Regions from separate parts of the Homo sapiens genome. Here region 1 is linked to region 2. A link is an interaction called in ENCODE POLR2A ChIA-PET data of the cell type or tissue named here. Cell type or tissue: IMR-90. All regions are shown on one strand. Links, peaks and the distances in the headings refer to the core of each region. The heading gives the core; the rest is flanking DNA. Region 1 has its middle 95 kb from the start of LINC02199. Region 2 overlaps SEMA5A (semaphorin 5A).

The links. ChIA-PET counts read pairs that join two places held together with the same protein. Peaks named below come from ENCODE experiments on the same cell type or tissue, not always from the same donor. Only the 100,000 strongest peaks of a DNase experiment are listed, where the experiment ranks them.
Region 1: POLR2A ChIA-PET joins it to region 2 with 9 read pairs; 2 of 35 experiments call an interaction of 5 or more read pairs at or near these places.

The regions. Positions count from the first base shown.
Region 1 is chr5:8,929,328-8,940,316 of GRCh38, forward strand. No RefSeq gene overlaps it. Among named protein-coding and RNA genes, the nearest start is that of LINC02199, 95 kb to the left of the region's middle. In IMR-90, for the core only: no CTCF peak of the experiment used is centred there; no DNase peak of the experiment used is centred there.
Region 2 is chr5:9,072,622-9,083,610 of GRCh38, forward strand. The region is part of intron 16 of SEMA5A (semaphorin 5A); the gene reads right to left. Among named protein-coding and RNA genes, the nearest start is that of MIR4636, 24 kb to the left of the region's middle. In IMR-90, for the core only: no CTCF peak of the experiment used is centred there; no DNase peak of the experiment used is centred there; H3K27ac peaks cover 275 bases.

The DNA.
Region 1 (10,989 bases), core at 4,337-6,836, 140 kb before region 2:
GGTAATTCTACTAAAGGTAAACAGACGGAAGGACTGCAATAAACAACATTGTGTGGTTTTACTCTCTTTTGCCTTGACGAACTTGGTGATGGAGAAATAAAACTTTGCATTTTATTTGTATTTATTTATATTTATTTATTTTATTTTATTTTTAGTTCTGGGGTACATGTGCAGGATGTGCAGGTTTGTTACATAGGTTAATGTGTGCCATGGTGGTTTGCTGCACCCATCAACCCATGATCTAGGTATTAAGCCCAGCATACATGAGCTATTTTTCCTAATGCTCTCCCTCCTCCTGACAGGCCCCACTGTGTGTTGTGCCCCTCCCTGTGTCCATATGTTCTTATTGTTCAGCTCCCACTTATAAGTGAGAACATGTGGCATTTGGTTTTCTGTTCCTGTGTTAGTTTACTGAGAATAATGGCTTCCAGCTTCATCCATGTCCCTGCAAAGGACATGATCTCATTCCTTTGTATGGCTGCATAGTATTCCATGGTGTATATGTACCACATTTTCTTTATCCAGTCTATCATTGAGGGGCTTTTGGGTTGATTCCATGTTCTTGCTGTTGTGAATAGTGCTGCAGTAAACATACGTGTGCATGCATCTTTGTAATAAAATGACTTATATCCCTTTCATTATATATCCAGTAACGGAATTGCTGGGTCAAATGGCATTTCTGGTTTTAGATATTTGAGGAATCGCCACACTATCTTCCACAATGGTTGAACTAATTTACATTCCCACTAACAGTGTAAAAATGTTCCTATTTCTTTGCAACTTTGCCAGCATCTGTTGTTTCTTGACTTTCTAATAATGGCCATTCTGACTGGTGTGATATGGTATCTGATTGTGGTTTTGATTTGCATTTTTCTAGTGATCAGTGATGTTGAGCTTTTTTCATAGGTTTGTTGGCTGCATGAATGTCTTCTTTCAAGACGTGTCTGTTCATGTCCTGTGCCCACATTTTTTTAATGGGTTTTTTTTTTTGTAAATTTGTTTGAGTTCCTTGTAAATTCTGGATATTAAACCTTTGTTAGATAAATAGGTTGCAAAATTTTTCTTCCACTCTGTAGGTTGCCTGTTCACTCTGATGATAGTTTCTTTTGCTGTGTGGAAGCACTTTAGTGTAATTAGATCCCACTTGTCAATTTTTGTTTTTGCTTTTGTCAATTTCTTAATGAAATCTTTACCCATGCCTACATCCTGAATGGTATTGCCTAGATTTTCTTCTAGGGTTTTTATAGTTTTGAGTTTTACATTTAAGTCTTTAATCCATCTTGAGTTGATTTTTGTATAAGTCGTGAGGAACAGGTCCAGTTTCAATTTTCTGCAACTAGAGAGCCAGTTCTCTTAGCACCATTTATTAAACAGGGAATCGTTTCCCCATTGCTTGTTTTTGCCATATTTGTCAAATATCAGATGGTTATAAATATGCTATCTTATTTCTGAGTTCTCCATCCTGTTCCATTTGTCTATATGTCTGTTTTTGTACCAGTACAATGCTGTTTTGACTATTGCAGTCTTATAGTATCGTTTGAAGTCTGGTAGCAAGATGCGTCCAGCTTTTTTTTTTTTAGAGTAGTTTTTTATTTACATAAAAGTTACAAAGGTTGTGCAAACAATTGCCATACACGCTGAACCCAGTTCCCCTATTGTTAATATCTTACATTGCTATAGTCTTATTTGTCACAACTAATAAACCAACACTGGTACATTACTATTGACTAAGCTCCATACTTAGTTCTGTCTCATGACCTTTTTCTTTCCAAGATCCTATATCCAGAAGACCGCATTACATTTAGTCATCATATCTCCTTAGTCTCTGGTTCGTGAGAGTTTCTAAGACTTACCCTGTTTATTCTTCAGCTTTGAGAAGTACTCCTCAAGTTATTTTGTAGATTGCCCCCAATTTGGTTTTGTCTGATGTTTTTCTTTTTTTTTAATTATTATGCTTTAAGTTCTAGGGTACATGTGCACAATGTGCAGGTTTGTTACATATGTATACATGTGCCATGTTGGTGTGCTGCACTCATTAACTTGTCATTTACATTAGGTATATCTCCTAATGCTTTCCCTCCCGCCTTCTCCCACCCCACAGGGAAAACTGGCTAGTCATATGTAGAAAGCTGAAAATGGATCCCTTCCTTACACCTTATACAAAAATTAATTCAAGATGGATTAAAGACTTAAGTGTTAGACCTAAAACCATAAAAACCCTAGAAGAAAACCTAGGCAATACCATTCAGGATATAGGCATGGGCAAGGACTTCATGTCTAAACACCAAAAGCAATGGCAACAAAAGACAAAATTGACAAATGGGATCTAATTAAACTAAAGAGCTTCTGCACAGCCAAAGAAACTATCATCAGAGTGAACAGGCAACCTACAGAATGGGAGAAAATTTTTGTAATCTACTCATCTGACAAAGGGCTAATATCCAGAATCTACAAAGAACTCAAACAAATTTACAAGAAAAAAACAAACAACCCCATCAACAAGTGGGCAAAGGATATGAACAGACACTTCTCAAAAGAAGACATTTATGCAGCCAACAGACACATGAAAAAATGCTCATCATCACTGGCCATCAGAGAAATGCAAATCAAAACCACAATGAGATACCATCTCACACCAGTTAGAATGGCGATCATTAAAAAGTCAGGAAACAACAGGTGCTGGAGATGATGTGGAGAAATCGGAACACTTTTACACTGTTGGTGGGAGTGTAAACTAGTTCAACCATTGTGGAAGACAGTGTGGTGATTCCTCAAGGATCTAGAACTAGAAATACCATTTGACCTAGCCATCCCATTACTGGGTATATGGGATTATAAATCACGTTGCTATAAAGGCACATGCACACGTATGTTTATTGCAGCACTATTCACAATAGCAAAGACTTGGAACCAACCCAAATGTCCATCGATAATAGACTGGATTAAGAAAATGTGACACATATACACCATGGAATACTATGCAGCCATAAAAAAGGGTGAGTTCATGTCCTTTGTGGGGACATGGATGAAGCTGGAAACCATGATTCTCAGCAAACTATCACAAGAACAAAAAACCAAACACCGCATGTTCTCACTCATGGGTGGGAATTGAACAATGAGAACACTTGGACACAGGAAGGGGTGCCTCCAACTTTGTTCTTTTTGCTTAGGATTGTCTTGGCTATATGGGCTCTTTTTTTGGTTCCATATGAATTTTAAAATAGTTTTTTTTCTAATTCTGTGAAGAATGTCAATGGTGGTTTAATGGGAATAGCATTGAATCTATAAATTACTTTTTGCAGTATGGACATTTTCATGATATTGATTCTTCCTAACCAAGAGCATAGAATAGTTTTCCATTTCTTTGTGTCCTCTCTGGTTTCCTTGAGCAGTGATTGGTAGTTCTCTTTGAAGGGGTCCTTCACTTTCCTTGTTAGCTGTATTCCTCTTTGTAGCAATTGTGAATGGGAGTTCATTCATGATTTGGCTCTCTGCTTGCCTGTTGTGGATGTATACAAATGTTTGTGACTTCCGCACATAAATTTTGTATTCTGAGACTTTTCTGAAGTTGCTTATCAGATTAAGAAGCTTTTGGGCTGAGACCATGGGGTTTTCTATATATAGGATCATATTATCTGCAATCAAAGATATTTTGACTTCTTTGAGAAATAGGACTTTGCATTTTAAAATTCCAGAATGCTTGATTCTTTTTCAAGGTAGCTATTGGCCCTTTTTTATTTGGGCATTTGCATTTTTATCCTTGCCTCATTTCCTTATTATGTCAACTTCTTGTGGGTGTGTAACAGTCTAAAAATTGATATAAACCCTTCGGAAAAGTTTTGTTTACAAATGGAACATACCCTAAAAGTTACACACTATTATAAATCTATATGCATATATAGAAAATATAATCAAATAAAAATAACTCAGGGTATGGCAGAAAATTGTAAATGTGCTACATGTAAAATATTAGCATTATTGTAGATCCAACTTTTGGGCTTCACAAACAGTATTGGGGCCAATGAATCATGGCTTTATTCAGGCTGAAGGAAAGCCTTGAATTTTTTACTAGTTCATCCTATCACAGACATGACATTGTTTCTCAATGAAGTTCAGAATTACTGATTTTATTAATAGCTAGTCAAAGCAACGCAATTGTCTTACATAATAGTGAAGTCTGTGATGCTTTCAATATCTCCTACTTGGGTGGATCTGTCAGTTTGCTGGGTGCTTTTCTGTTCCTGATGGGCTCTGTTGAGGACAATATTGATCTGAGGAGGGCTGCAGAGTGTGCAGTATGAATCTCTCATCAATCCCCAATGTCCATGAGAATACAACAATCTTTTTATCTACAATTATGAAATCTAAATGTTGAACAAGAGAAATATGCAGAAATCTGGACTGAGGAAGACTGTTTTTGTGTTGTCTTCAGATGGACTGGGCCCCAGTTCCTTGGTGTCTCTTCCCAGCTCTCTCCACTCCTTGCCTGGAAGAAGCAGTTCATTCCACCCCCCACCCCACCAGCTTCTCTGATTCCAATCATTCCCTCTCAGCCCAGTTTACACAAAGACATCTGAGAAGTTTTCCAATCCTTGACTTTGGCTCCATCACTCCTTTTACATCTCTAAAGAACAAGAAGAGTAGGTTCAGGATACCTATTTTAATGCCTGGCAGTTATTACATGAAGAGTGTTAGCTCCTTTTCCAAAGTTTTAAGATAACAATAACTCAGTGAGCTCGTCTTTACAGATGGTATTAAGCAAGCATCTCAGCACAAGGCTGAGGCCTCCAGCCTCAGACATACTCTCAAATTTCGTATCTGAAGATATGTGCTCCACACTCCCTCATGGCTCCCCTAAATGACCCGCCGTCTCCACACACACCACACTGCACTGTGTATTTTCTCAGGGTTCTGGCTCTTTAAGGGATCCTAACTGCTGGCTTAGGCTGGGAAATCTCTGTCTGTCATTCACCTTGCATCTCACAGCTGTTGCTTCTGTAGCCCTAATGTCCCCAGGACTCATCCTCAAGGCATAGGCATGGCAAAGACAGTGGGAAATGCTGGATCCTGGCCTCACCAGACCTGGGTCATAATTTCAACCATGTCTCTGGGGCCATTCACTACTCTGTAAAGCCTGAGAACTAATGCTTGACTACATAAAATGAATCCACCTGCTTTATTATTTAGTTGCCACAAGTGTGCCCTCTGCTATCTCCTTCCCTTTGACTAGTTGGGACCTGGCTAGCTGATGCTGGCCTGGATCTGTTACCTCCTACTGGATTCCCTCAAGTCCCACCTGCGTCCATGTGGCTCCACCTTCTTGTAGCAGTCTGTGATGACTCAGTCCCTATCAGCCACACCAGGCCCTGGCCTGGCTGAGCCCTGGAGGGGCTCACCTTTCTCCAAGTGAAAAGCACATACAAACTTCATATGGATCTCCCCCTAAAGTGAAAACCCCACCTACAGAGTTTCTGAGCCTTCTGGTGATGAAAAGCTTTCTGGAGAGCCACCTGCCTTCACTGAGAACCTGCCCATGTCAGGAGGAAAGCAGCCAAACTAAGAAGTATAAATCACTGGAGCATAATCACTCTAAGAATCTTTTCTCTGCTAGACAATAAAAATAAAAACCATACTTTGAGCAACTGGGAAACTTAAGCTTATATTTGGAATTATGATCTGCTCACAGTGTTTCTTTGTTTTTTGTTTTGTTTTGTTTGTTTTTGTTTTTTTCTGGTGAGGTAAATGTGCCTTTGTAGTATAATCCTGGAAAACAATCCTTAATACCATAATCAGGAATGTTGAAATTTTGAAAATTCAAAAATCTCTAAAATCAACATTCTCCAAAGTCTAAATTCCTAAAATCTAAAATCCCTAACACTTAAAATCCTGAAAATCACAATAACAAGGCAGTAGCATTACGTTAGACAGGACTATCATCTAGTTATTGCCTTCATGCAGAAGAAATGGATTTCAATTGGATTCCTAAACCATAATGAAATATTTGGAATTAGGTGTGATCAAGCCTTCTAAAACTGAATTTCAAGTTGTTGCCAATAACACTTGTTTTTTCCATTCAGCCCAAAACATTTGGTAAAAAATTTATATGAGTAGATTGGCCAACCAAGAAAACTTCAGTTTAAAAGTGTGGCATTTCATTCCAAACAGATCTTTGGAAAGAAGACATTCAGAGTGTATACAAGGAGGACATAGACCCTGGACTAAAAGGGTAGGGAACTGAAAGCCCGGAGTGGGTTGCTAAGCACTAGAACTCGTTCCTGGCCCTGAGCCCTTCCTAGGCAAGGGGTGAGTGAAATACGTGTGAAGTGGCCCACTCTCGCCACGGACCTCTGGGATCCTAGCGCAGAAGACCCAACAACCCCCATGGACATTTAAGTTGGCAAGGAGAATAGTTCAGAGATGGCAAAGACAGAGGTCCAGTATGCATGGAATGCAGAGGATTTGACATGGGAATGGCTGCAGTGGAGCATGACCATGGGTGCCCGTTGCCTAAGGCTTACCATACTCCTCCAGGTAGCTTTAGCCTTTGTATGCTGCTTGTCTTGGAGACAGCAGGGCTGTGTTGCCACAGGATGAGGTTAGTCTGATCTGAATGCCCCTCTGTATGCTGGCCTTATCTAGAGTCCCTGCCTACCTGTACCTGCCTGCAGTGCAGCCTCAGCTGCCCTATCAAATACTTACCCACAACCACCACCATAGCTCATTTGCCAGAAAACCCCACCTTCCTATTATAGTGTTTTTGCAGACAGTCCCCTCTGACATACTTGCCCACAGCCTTCCCCTGCTGCACTGCAGGCACACACATGCATATGAAAATCCATCACTTTGCTGATATGCATGTGCTTGTGGACCTACCACTAGCCCACCAGCATGCACATGCTCACAGCCGCTGTGCCACTGTGCACTTTCAGGCAGCACTCACCTTCCCCCAACACTTCCCTGTTAGAGCATACTCATCCATGTCTTAGGCACCAATCCCCTGCCTGTGCACTTTTGCCAGAAGCCCCTGTCAGAGTGTTGTCATGGGAACATCTCAGCCCCTCCAGCACAGCAGATGCTTGACCTCAAGGGGCCAGAAACAAAAGTTTCTAACCCTTGCCCCAGGGTCAGAGCATGTAGTCCAAGAATGTTGAGCTGAACTTTGGCCCCATGAACACATCCAGAAATGAAGCCAACAGACCAAACTTAACTTGTACAACAATCAAACTCTCAAGGTCATTAAAGAATATAAAAACAAAAAATAGCAACTTCAAAGATTAAAGAAACACACAGATGAGAAAGAATCAGTGAAGAAACTCTGGCAACTCTGAAAATCCGGAGTGTCTTCCTACCTCCAAATGACCACACTAACTACCCAGCAATGGTTCTTAACCAGACTGAAATGACAGACATAAAATTCAGAATCTAGATGGCAAGAAAGTTAGACAAGATACAGGAAAAGATTGAAACCCAATCCAAGGAAAATGGTAAAACAATCTGAAAGTTGAAAGACATAGCCATTTTAAGAAAGAAAGAAAGAAACTAAAATGTGAAAATAAAAAATTTACTAAATGAATTTTATAATGTAACTGGAAGCATTAATAACATAATAGAACAAGCTGAGAAAAGAATCTCAGAGCTCAAAGACCATTCCTTTGAATGAATACAGGCAGAAAAAAATTAAAGAAATGTTTTAAATGAACAAAACCTCCAAGAATATGGAATTATATAAAGATGTCAAGCCTATGATTCATTGGCATTCCTGAAAGAGATGGACAGACAGCAAGCAACTTGAAGACATATTTCAGGATATTGTCCATGAAAATTTCCCCAACCTCACTAGAGAGGTCCACATGAAAATTCATAAAATTTAGAGAACTGCTGCTGCAAGATACTATACAGTACAACCATCCCCATAGTACACAGTCATCAGATTCTCCAAGGTAAATATGGAAGAAAATTATTTAAAGGCAGCTACAGAGAAGGAGCAGATCACTTACAGATTGAAGCTCATTAGGCTAAGAGTGGATGTTTCAGCACAAACTTTAAAAGCCAGAAGAAACTGGCAGCCTGTATTCCACATCCTTAATGAAAGAAAATTCCAACCAAGTATTTTATATCCAGCCAAAGCAAGCTTCATAAGCAAAAGAGAAATAAAATCCTTTTCAGAGAAGCAGATGCTAAGGGAATACATTACCACCACAACTGCATTACATTTATGAGAGGTCCTTAAGGGCATGCAAAACCTGAAAATGAAAGACCAATACTTGCCACCACAAAAATACATTTAAGTACATAGCCCACTGACACTATCAAACAATTATATAATCGAATTTACATGACAACAAGCTAACAACACAATGACACTATGAAATCCTCACTTATCAACATTCACCTTGAATGTAAACTTGCTAAATTGTGGGGAAAAGGAAGAGAGATCAGATTGTTACTGTGTCTGTGTAGAAAGAAGTAGACATAGGAGACTCCATTTTGTTATGTACTAAGAAAAATTCTTCTGCCTTGAGATTCTGTTAATCTATAACCTTACCCCAACCCTGTGCTCTCTGAAACATGTGCTCTGTCAACTCAGAGTTAAATGGATTAAGGGCGGTGCAAGATGTGCTTTGTTAAACAGATGCTTGAAGGCAGCATGCTCCTTAAGAGTCATCACCACTCCCTAATCTCAAGTACCCAGGGACACAAAAACTGCGGAAGGCCGCAGGGACCTCTGCCTAGGAAAGCCAGGTATTGTCCAAGGTTTCTCCCCATGTGATAGTCTGAAATATGGCCTCGTGGGAAGGGAAAGACCTGACCGTCCCCCAGCCCGACACCCGTAAAGGGTCTGTGCTGAGGAGGATTAGTAAAAGAGGAAGGAATGCCTCTTGCAGTTGAGACAAGAGGAAGGCATCTGTCTCCTGCCTGTCCCTGGGCAATGGAATGTCTCAGTATAAAACCCGATTGTATGCTCCATCTACTGAGGTAGGGAAAAACCGCCTTAGGGCTGGAGGTGGGACCTGCGGGCAGCAATACTGCTTTGTAAAGCATTGAGATGTTTATGTGTATGCATATCTAAAAGCACAGCACTTAATCCTTTACATTGTCTATGACGCAAAGACCTTTGTTCACGTGTTTGTCTGCTGACCCTCTCCCCACAATTGTCTTGTGACCCTGACACATCCCCCTCTTTGAGAAACACCCACAGATGATCAATAAATACTAAGGGAACTCAGAGGCTGGCGGGATCCTCCATATGCTGAACCCTGGTTCCCCGGGTCCCCTTATTTCTTTCTCTATACTTTGTCTCTGTGTCTTTTTCTTTCCTAAGTCTCTCATTCCACCTTACGAGAAACACCCACAGGTGTGGAGGGGCAACCCACCCCTACACTAAATGACCCGTTTGAAAAGCCTAGAGTGGCAACATGGATAAAGAAGCAAGACCCAATGGTATACTGTCTTCCAGAAACCTATTTCACATGTAAGGACATCTATATGCTCAAGATAAAGGAATGGAGAAAGATCTATCAAGCAAATGGAAAACAAGAAAGAGAAGAGTTTGTTATTTTTATTTCAGTCAAAACAGGCTTTACCAATGATCAAAAAGTACAAAGAAGGGCATTACATTATAATAAATGGTTCAATTTGGCAAGAAGACTTAGCTATCCTAAATATGTACACACCCAACACTGGAGCAACAAGATTCATAAAACAACTTCTTAGAAACATATGAAGAGATATGCATAACCACACAATAATAGTGGGATACTTTAACACCCCAGTGACAGTATAACACATTATCGAGTCAGGAAACAAACAAAGATATGTGGAACTAAACTCAACACCAAATAGGCCTAACATAGATTTACAGAATACTTCACCCAACACCAACAGAATATGCGTTCTTCTCCTTGGCACAAAGCACATATTCTAAGAATTACCATATGCTCAGGCATAAAGCAATTCTTATGAACTTCAGAAAAACCAAAATCATACCAAGCACACTGTTGGACCACAATGCAATAAAAATAGAAAACAATATCAAGAAGATATCTCAAATCCATTCAATTGCATGGGAATTAAACAATCTGTTACTGAAGGACTTTTGGGTAAAGAATAAAATTAAGGCAGAAGTCAAAGCATTTACTGAAATTAACAAAAATAAAGATCCAACATGCCAGAATCTCAGACACAACTACAGCAATGTTAAGAGAAAAATTTATAGGGCTAAATGCCTACATCAAGAAATTAGAAAGATCTCAAGTTAAAAACATAACATGACACCTAAGGTACTAGATAAACAAGAGCAAACCAACGCCAAAGCTAGCAGAAGAAAATAAATACAATCAGAGCTGTACTGAATGAAATTAAGAAGCAGCATCCCATAAAAATGATCAATAAAACAAAAAGTTGGTTCTTTGAAAGCCTAAACAAGATTGATAGACCACTAGCTTGACTAATAAAGTAAAAAAGAAAGAACATCCAAATTAACACAATCAAAGATGGCAAAGTTGAGATTATCACCAACCCTACAGAAATACAAAAAACTGATGGTCATGCATAGTGGCTCACGCCTATAATCTCAGCACTTTGGGAGGCCAAGGTGGGTGGATCACCTGAGGTCAGGAGATCAACAACAGCCTGGCCAACATGGCAAAACCCATCTCTAATAAAAATTCAAAAATTAGCCTGGTATGGTGGCATGTCCCTCTAATCCCAGCTACCTGGAAGGTTGAGGCAGGAGAATCACTTGAACCTGAGAGGTAGAGGTTGCAGTGAGCCAAGATTGTGCCATTGCACTCCACATTCCAGCCTGGATGACAAGAGGAAAACTCCCATCCAAAACACACACACACACACACACACACACACACACACACACAACTCTCAAAAACTATTATGAACACTCCCATTCACATAAATGATAAAAGCAAGAAGAAATGAATAAATTCCTGGAAACAGACAACCTCCCAAGACTGAACCAGGAATAAGCTGAAA
Region 2 (10,989 bases), core at 3,317-5,816:
GATACCAAAAGGGGCCTTGCTTCCACAGTGGGGAAAAATTACTGCAGACTAAATGTGGCTTTGATCCCAAGTAACTAAGACTAAAAGCAAGCACCAAAACCATCAAACTGTTTTTACATAACTTAATTATGTCCTCAAAGAGAACCTTAGCATATTTTTAGGACAAAAAAATTGTCTACCAGTTTAAATTCACAATGTCTTGCATCCAATCTAAAATTACCGGATATGGAAAGAGGCCAAAAACATGACCCGTAATGAAGAGAAAAATCAGTCAATTGAAACTGATGCAGATATGACACAGATGACAGAATCTGTAGTCAACAGCATCAAAACAGTAATTATAACTGCATCCCATATGTTCAAGGAAGACCTCGAAGAGATAAGGAAGAAACAACTTGCAACATGCCAGCTGTAACATACAAAATATTTGCAGATAATTGCAAACGAGACAGTATCTCCCAAGTCATTCTATGAGGCCAACTTTGATATCAAAACCAGACAAAGACAGAAAGAAAGAAAACTACATGAATGTAGTTTTCTATTCCTCATGAATGAGTATTCCTCATGAATGTAGATGTTAACATTCTTAAAAAGAATTTAAGAAATCAAACCCAAAATATATCAAAAGGTTAACACCTCATGATCAAGTGGCTTTCATGTCATCAATGAAAGACTGGGTTATCATTTGAAATTCAATTAACGTAATTCATCATATGAACTGTATAGAAGTAAACTCATGTAATAATCTCAATAGATGCAAAAATTATTGGATAAAAATCAAAATTAATTCCTTATAAGAACTCTCAATCAACTTGGAATTCAAATAAATTTCCTAAATCTCATGAAGGATATCTATTAAAAACCTACAGACTGAATCACACTTAATGGTTAAAGCCTGTGTGCTTTCCTCCTAAGATGAGAAACAAGGCAAGGATGTCTGTCCTTATCACTTTTATTCAAGATTATCCTGGAAGTTCTAGCCAGTGCAATCAGGAAAGAAAAAGAAACGAAAGTCATCCATATTAAAAGTAAGAAATAATTATATTTTTACTCTCATACAATATGATTGTCTATGTAGAAACTGTTATGGAGTCTACCAAAAAAAAGCTACTAGAAGTAATAAATTAATTTATTAAGGCTGCAGAACACAAGATCAATGTAAATATAAAATATTATTTCATTCCCATGCACCAGCAACAAGCTACCAGAAATTAAAATTTTAAAAGAACACTACTTATAGTAGCATCAAAACATAAAATACTTAAGATTAAATCTCAAAAAAATATGTGCATGACTTTTACAATGAAAGGAAATGGAATCACTACAATCCTAATTATAATTCCAGGAGGCATTTTTGGTAGAAATTAACAAGCTAATTCTAAATTTCATATGGAATACAAAGTTATCTAGAATAGTCAAAATATTTTGGCAAGGAAGAACAAAGTAGGAAGACATACTTTCTAACTTCAGGATTCATTATAAAGGTACAATAATCAAGATTCTGTGGTATAAGCATCAAGATAGAAAGACTGAGCAAAAGAACAGAATGGAAAGTCTAGGAATTGACCCACCTGTTTATGGCTTATTGGTTTGTTTTGTAAATGTGCAAAGGCAATTCAATGGAGAAAGCATAGTCTCTTCTGAAAATGATGTTGGAATAATTGAATATCCACATGTGAAAACATGAATTTTGATCAATAACTTGTTCCATCTATGATAATTGATGTAAATGGATCATAGCCCAATATCTAAAACCAAAGAACTCCTAGAAGCAAACACATGAGAACACCTGTGGGGTCTTAGGTTAAGCAAAAATTTTCTAAATAAAATACCAAAAGCACCATCCATAAAATAAAAAAAACAATTAAAATGAATTAATCAAAATAAGAAGTTTCTGCCTTTTAAGGATCACTGTTAAGAAAATTAATGATGAGCTATATAGTCTGAGAGAAAGTATTTGCAAATCATGTATCTGATAAAAAGACTTGCACCCATTATGTATTTTAAAAGTTAAAACTAGAGTATAAAAACTAACTAATAGAAAAACTGCTGAAAGATATGTATAGGCATTTCAACAAAGATATGTGATGGCAAAACAAGCGTATGTAAACTTAGAAAAAGGTAAATTGAAACCACAAGTAAACCACTACACATGTATTAGAATGACTAAAATTCAAACAACAGAAAAAACAAAAGCCCCCAAACCCAAAATCGTGTCACAGTATCAGATGCTGAGGAGGACACAATGCTTTAGATTTACTCAGCCACCCCAAATAAACACCTGGTGCATGTATTTGGATCTGGTCCATAGAACGGAAAAAGACTCAATTTTCAGAATGCTACAAGACAAACTCAGTATATGCCAGTTACTCTGAAGACAGGTTGATGATTTAGAGATTTTTAGATATTCCTGGTTTCTTTCCACTACTCTTACTAGTCATAAAAACACAATAAAATACAATAGAAATGTTTTGAAAAAAATGTGAAAACAATATTATAACCAAAAAGTTGAGTATTTCTAAGTAGAAATTAATCCACAATCCCACTGTTTTCTATGCAGTAACTCCATTTCTGCAGGTTTGCTCTATCTCATACACTGCTGATAGCATTGTAAATGGCACAAGCCATTTGAAAACTGTTTGATACTTTCCTAAGAAGTCAAACGTATACATATCACATAGCCTACTCATTCCATTCCTCTATATTTACCCAAGAGAAAATGAAACACATGCCCATACAAACACTTGTACCTGAATGTTCACAAAAGCTTTAATTGTAATAGACAAGAAACTGGAGACAACTCATATGGCCATCAGCAGATGGATAGCTAAACGAATAATCTTATGGAATATTAATCAGCAATTAAAAGAAATGAACTCTTAATATACAAAACAACAAAGCATCTGAAAATAATTATGCACATAAAAAAGCCAGCAAAAAAAAAAAGGTGTGACACTGTAGAATTCTATTCATATAACATTAGGGAATATGAAAACTAATGCATAGAGACAGAAAGCAATCAGTGCTTATCTGAGATGAGGGAGTACTGGGACGGGTATCAGGGAGGTGTTGCAAAAGGAAATGAGGAAATGGGTTGATGGACATGTTCACTACCTTTATTGTGTCAATGGTTTTATGAATGTATAAATACCTTAAAACTGACCAAAATTTTATCATTTTAAACATGTAGTGCATTGTATGCCAACCATACCTCAATAGAGGTACAAAACTGTATGGTCTCAGAAAAACAAGCCTCTTTCTAATACATGGTGGCTTCTTTGCTATTTAGAAATTATATCTTCAGGCCAGGCATGGTGGCTCACGCCTGTAATCCCAGCACTTTGGGAGGCTGAGGCGGTTGCATCATGAGGTCAAGAGATCAAGACAATCCTGGTCAACATGGTGAAACCCCGTCTCTACTAAAAATACAAAAATTAGCTGGGCATGGTGGCACGTGCCTGTAGTCCCAGCTACTCAGGAGGCTGAGGCAGGAGAATTGCTTGAACCCGGGAAGCGGAGATTGCAGTAAGCCGAGATCGCACCACTGCACTCCAACCTGGTGAGAGAGTGAGACTCCATCTCAAAAAAAAAAAAAAAAAAAAGAAATTATCTTGAAATCATGTCATTTGCAGCAACACAAATGGAGCTGAAGGTCACTATCTTTAGTGAAATAATTCAGGCCCCAAAACACAAATATCACATGTTTTCACTTATATGCCAGAGCCAAAAAAAGTTGATCACATGGAGGTAGAGAAATATAGTAAATAGAGTTTGAGAAAGGTAAGTGGAAGAAAGAGAGGAGGATGAAGAGAAATGGATTAAAAGGTAAAAACATGCAGCTGGATAGAAGGAGTAAATTCAGTATTTGATAGCAGAGTAGGGTAACTATAATTAAGCAGAAATGCATTGTACTTGGGTGGTGGACACCCTAAATACCCTGACTTGATCACACACATTATATACATGTAACAATATTTCATGTGTACACTACAAATTTGTACAAATAAAAAATGGTATCCAAAACAACTATGAGTTTATACATTCCTGTATATAGTAAAATCATCGTAATTTTTTTCATGGCATTTATGTTTGCTTATTTAGGACTGAATATGACCAGTATTTGTAGATAAATGCTTCATAAAGCATGCACCATCCATTCATTTTCACTTTCCACCATATATGTCCACAAAATGACACTGTTATCTACCACATAGCCAGCCAGTGCATTGACTATGCATTACGATCTTTGTGTGTGTGTGTGTGTGTGTGTGTGTGTGTGTGTGTGTGTAGCCTGTGCATGTTCCTCATTCTTTTAAAATCACTTATGTCTCTTCTAATCAGTTTCTTTGGTCACAGTGCTTTTTCATGCTGGCACAGGCCTTTGAACATGAGGAAGTTATCATACAATCACCTTCCATGGGATTTGGAGAAGTGTGGGAGTCACAGGGTAACTTAGGAGAACTTGGCTTCCAGGACTGTTTCTTACTTACTCACCATCCAATCCTCTGCAAAACATCTTTAAATGCTTGTAATACCTCCCAACAAAGGCCATATAAGAGGATAGAGAAGCTGATCTCCTAACACCAAAATGCCTTTGCAATCCACAACCTTGCTTTAGATTTACTTAGCCATCCCAAATAAACACCCAGTGCATGTATTTGGATCTGGCTCATAGAAGGGGAAAAGAATCGATATTCAAAATGCCGAAAGACAAACTCAGTATACGCTAGTTACTCTGGGGAGAGGTTAATGATTTAGATATTTTAGATATTCCTGGTTTCTTTCCACTACTCTTACTAGTCATAGAATCACAATAAAATGCAATAGAAACGTTTTGAAAAAATGTGAAAACAATATTGTAACCAAAAAGTGAGCATTTCTAAGTAGAAAATCATCCACAATCCCACTATTCTATGCAGTAACTGAATTTCTGCAGGTTTGCTCTAAGTAGCTACAGTACTCTCTACATACCTTATCATGCATCATGAACCTTTATTATGCCACTTGTTTGCAAGGCGGTCTCCCAAGCATGTGAGCTTCCCCAGGGCAAAGCCTGGGATGGATGCGACTTCAGGTCTCACCTGGGTAACTGACACCCTCACTGGCTCGAAGTGGGGAGTAACTGAGCCAAAATCTCTGGGGCTTTTGAATGGCCGCATTCACTTTCAACCTGTAGCCAACCTGGGTTCTTCTAAGTGCAGAAAAGCAAACACATACTCCTCTGCTTTCTTGCTCAAAAGTGATGTATGTATGTGCACAACATATATATGTGCGTGTACGTACAAAAATGGAACTACCTTTCCTCCTTACCCATTATTTTAGGCATTCCTTTTTATAACAGCCTAAAGCTCAGGAGAATAAGAAAATCAGTGCTGTCACTGGAAATCTTTATTACAGAGGCTGTGATTTGTGGGCATTTTGCTTCCATAAACTTACATCTCAAATGAGAAGATCCATCTATTTATTTTATTGTCTCACTGTAATGCCTTTAAATTCTCACTCTCTGAGAGCAAAAGCCAGGAATTCAGATATCTTTTTCCTAGCAAATATCTTGCAATGAGAGGAGTAACTACTTTTAGATAGAAGCAAATGCCTGTCCTTTGGGAAACGTTTCCTTCTCAAGCTAACAATTGAAATCGGTGACCTTGAGCAGAGGCATCTGCCTTTTATTTCTAATCTTCCATTTTTAAGGGGAAAATGTTTAAACATACTATAAGTGCTTGAGAACATGATGATAATTTGTACAGATTTTAAGAGTTCTTATGAGGAACTTTGGAAGCATTGAATACATAACAAAAGTCTAAGCGAGACTGTGTTATTTAAGATTAAGGTTTCAGCAGGACTGTCATGAATTTGCCTTTACAATAATGCATGGGGACATTTACCCCAGATTCTTTGAAGGACAAAAAAAAAAAGTGGCAAATATTGGTCTGCCTTCTGACCAGAAAATTTCAGCTGGGTATGTACACACACACACACACACACACACAGTCATACATATGCAACAATAAGAAAAACAAAATTTAGAAAAAAAAATTCTGCCTATAATAATAGGATTTGTATGGGATGGTTACAGACACATAAACATACTTGTATAGGACCAAACTGGCTCCATTTTTTGGCAAGAAAATATAAAATAAAATTAGAATAATAGAGTACTTATGGCAGACATAGGGTAAAGCCATACTCATGTCCTTGGGAAACCATCTCATTGATAAAAATTTATATTGCATTAAAAACTCTTCATTCAGCAGCATAGGCCACTAATAGTAAATAGTTTGCAAAGACCTGATGATTAGTCTATGATAAGTTAATATTTTCTGTTTAAATTGATATCTAACATTTTTAAGTTTTGAGCTTTTGAGAAATATAAAAAATATAAATACAGAAACTATAAATATAAATAAAAATAAATGTGAATCGCATGGCTTAAATATATACCAACTTGCTTTTTACCTGAAAATTAATGGCAAATAATTTAAATACCATTTTCCTCTCCTAGATCATTTGGATGCCATTTAAAATTTTTTGCTTTTTAAAACTAACACTCCTTAGCAAATGCAAAAGAACGGAAATCATAATAAACAGTCTCTCGGACCACAGTGCAATCAAATTAAAACTCAGGATTATGAAACTCACTCAAAACCACACAACTACATGGAAACTGAACAACCTGCTCTTGAATGACTACTGGATAAATAACAAAATTAAGGCAGACATAAATAAGTTCTTTGAAACCAATGAGAACAAAGACACAATGTACCAGAATCTCTGGGACACAGCTAAAGCAGTGTTTAGAGGGAAATTTATAGCACTAAATGCCCACAAGAGAAAGTAGGAAGGATCTAAAATTGACATTCTAACATCACAATTAAAAGAGCTAGAGAAGCAACAGCAAACACATTCAAAAGCAAGCAGATGACAAGAAATAACAAAGAAAGAGCTTCTGCACAGCAAAAGAAACTATCATCAGAGTGGACAGGCAATCTACAGATGGGATAAAATTTTTGCAGTCTATCCATCTGACAAAGGGCTAATATCCAGAATCTACAAAGAACTTACTTAAACAAATGTACAAGAAAAAAACAAACAACCCCATCAAAAAGTGGGTGAAGGATATGAACAGATACTTCTCAAAAGAAGACATTTATGCAGGCAACAAACATATGAAAAAAAGCTCAACATCACTGGTCACTAGAGAAATGCAAACCAAAAACACAATGAGACACCATCTCACGCCAGTTAGAATGGTGATCATTAAAAAGTCAGGAAACAACAGATGCTAGAGAGGATGTGGAGAAATGGGAATGATTTTACACTGTTGGTGGGAATGTAAATTAATTCAACCATTGTGGAAGACAGTGTAGCGACTCCTCAAGGATCTAGAACCAGAAATACCTTTTGACCCAGAAATCCCATTACTGGGTATATATCCAAAGGATTATAAGTCATTCTACTATAAAGACACATGCACATGTATGTTTATTGCAGCACTGTTCACAATAGCAAAGACCTGGAAACAACCCAAAATACCTATCAATGACAGACTGGATTTAAAAAATGTGGCACATATACACCGCGGAATACTATGCAGCCATAAAAAAGGATGAGTTCATGTCCTTCGCAGAGACTTGGATAAAGCTGGAAACCATCATTCTCAGCAAACTAACACAAGAACAGAAAACCTAACACCACATGTTCTCACTCATAAGTAGGAGTTGAACAATGAGAACACATGGACACAGGGAGGAGAACATCACACAGGGGAGCCGGTTGGGGGTGGCTAGGGGAGGTATAGCATTAGGAGAAATACCTAATGTAGATGACAGGTTGATGGGTGCAGCAAACCATCATGGCACATGTATACCTATGTAACAAAACTGCACGTTCTGCACATGTATCCCAGAACTCTTAAATTAAAAAAAAAAAAAACTGAATGAACTTAGGATGAAACAATTGTAGCATCTTCTATTGTTTTACTCAATTGGTAAAACTACTAAAGACCTCCACAAAGACTCAGGGGTAACGATGTAGTTTGCACTACTCAGTCTTCTTGTATTTCATGAGGCATGTGGTGTTGTGTGTCCTCAGGGTCCACAGGTGAACAGTCCTGCTTAGAGCCTTCAGAGCAGCTGGTCCATCTTCTTCCATCACCTGCACCCTGACTCCTTCATTGTAACGCAGCTCTGATCTGAGGGGCCCTCTGATAGGAAGCACCCACTCACACACCTATGGTGGGGAGAATTCTAAGAAACCCCGAGATTCCCACCACCTGGGTGTCATGCTCTGCATAATCTTCTCTCTTGGAGTGTTGGTGGGTCCTGTGAAGATGATGGGATAGTCACCCTCTTAATCAGGTTACAATAATCCACAACCTCCTCGTACCTTACTAGAAAGAGATTTTCTTTTGCTGGCTTTGAAGAAGGAAGTTGCCTTGTGGTGAGTGGCCCATATGGCTAGGACTAAGGGCAGCCTAGGAGCAGAGAACGCCACCCTCTAGCCTATAGCCAGCAGGAAATACAAGATCTCAGTCCTAAAACTACAGGCAACTAAATCCTACAAATACCCAGTGAGCTTGAAACACTCAGTGAGAACCCTGAGCCACAGAAAAGACTGTAGCTCTGGCCAACACCTCAATTTCAGCCTGTGAGACATTGAGCTGAGGGCACAGTTTGAATTTTCCCAGACTTTGACTCACTGAATGATCAGATAATAAATACATGTAGTATTAAACAACTGAATTTGTGCTAATTTATTACCTAGCAATAAAACCCTAATATACATTTATGTATGTATGTGTATATACATACATATGTGTGTATATATCTATATATAGACATAGATAGAGATATATACATCCAGTTTCCCACTGGCAAGGAATTTTCCAAATGGAAGACTCATTATCCTCTCGCTATGATATTTCTCCAATGCTTTCTCATGAAAAAGTTTCAGTTAAAAAAGATGACCATTACTTATTATTAATGGTACATAGGCAATTTGAGGTGTTGATGAAAGTCCTGCAAGTTATCTAGGAAGGTGAGGCCAGTGGTTACAATTCATGTTATTTTAAGGTGCCTGATACTGTTCAGAACTCATATTTTTGAATTTAACTCTCCAGAATAGTGATGAACTATGCATGTGTTGACAATTTGTACTTCAACTTTAACAATTCCATTAAAACTCTGAAGTTCAGTCCACTATTTTTGAGGGAAATGTGTTGAGTAAGTATCTTCTGCTTTAAGAGAATTCACAGAACTTAAAGCGGTGTTCTATTCCTTCCAGGGAAGAGTTTTTCCTAAAAGGCGACTCCACAGGGTACTAATGAGTGCTACAGGAAAAGCATCTGTTGTCAGGAAAAACTGAGAAGTCTTGGGTTAAAGAAAGTTAAATGGGTTTCTCCAAATGAGTGATCAGAGCTGCTCTTGGAGCCCTTTTTCTCAAGAGCTTCTTGCAAATGCTGCCAGGGAGAATGCTATCTGGAATCAAACAAGTTCTCAAAAGATGTGAGAATTTCATTGTTGTATGACAGATTCTACAATCGATTTACTGATTTAAAAACTGAAAATAGGGGTGCATCCCTACTGTTTTGAAATTGTATAGAAGTTACCCTTCTTCTGCCCAATGTAAACAGAATTCAAAAGATTGAGGATGGAGTCTTATGTTCATAAAATCCTTAGCCCATTGATTCTGTATTTTAATGGGGAAAATTGTCTAAAATATCCACCTCCTTTAACACTGTTGGTAGGTAACTGAGTTTCCAGTGACTACCTAAGACAGAAAGAGTTGATTCTTCATTAGGGTTGATGTCTTGAAAACAATTTTCTTCTCTGAGTTCACTCAGAAGCGGGCTAATCAGTCTAAACTGTGATGCTCTCTGCTCACTCCCAAGTTCATTGTTCTGTGTTATAAGCAGGAGAGCCCACCAAGGTCTGCCCAGGGGTTCTACTCCCTTCAATCCTTAACCTAGTTCCTCCACTTTCTCATCTATAAAATGGGATAGAAAGAAAGTCATCCACAATGCTAATTTTGAAGTGTTAAGTGAGATAATGTGTTTATAGTGATTAGCATAGAGCCTGTTCTATATGGCATCTTTACACGGAGCCCTGGAAGCAAATATCAGATGCAGACCACAAAAGCATCAGGGATTCTCCAAAATGACCACTGGAGAAATCATCCTTTCTTCCTAGAAAATGCAGATGGTCACAATACCCCATAATTATCCTACTAGGAATATCCACAGCAGGGTGCATTTATCTAACTGGTAAAATAAGTTTCAATTTAACTTGCATCCAAGTTTCTAGGGGTATCATTTTACTCCATTTGTGCTCATCCAAAGGAAAATTATCTTCTAAATATGATTTTATCAGAGTTTACATGAAGCTGTCTTTTTATCAGCTCATATTCTGTAAATAAGTAGTTAAGATTTACTGCTCTAAAAGATAGTAGTAGAAACATTTATTTAATCTAAAGTTCTCACATCATGAATGATGTATTTGGAACATGCACAGCTATGGTCAACGTCCCTGTGACATTTCATTTCATTGTATGCAAATATTTGGAACTCTTGGGTGTTTTCTTGGCTCTCTGTGCTGGGATTTCATCATTTAATGGATCTGGGCTTTGGAAAATATGAATGTGTTATCAGCATCACTTTCCTACAATTTAAATCCCAAGGAACTGCATTTTTTGTTCTTTTATTGGCCAATTTACTATGGGAAATTAATTATGTTCCTCTTAAATTCAGATTTTAAATGACTTTAAAAAATAACTCAGGTTATTTAATTAGATTCTTATTACTGCATGAATATTTCCTGCCAGAACTTATGGATAATGACCTAAGTACCATAATTTAAACACGTACATGTTTGAAACTAAAAGTCAATGTAGTGTTGCCTAAGTGATACTTTCTATTTACAACACAGTTATGATAATCAAAATATCAGGTTTTCCATTCATTCATCCATTCATCCATCCATCCATCCATCCATC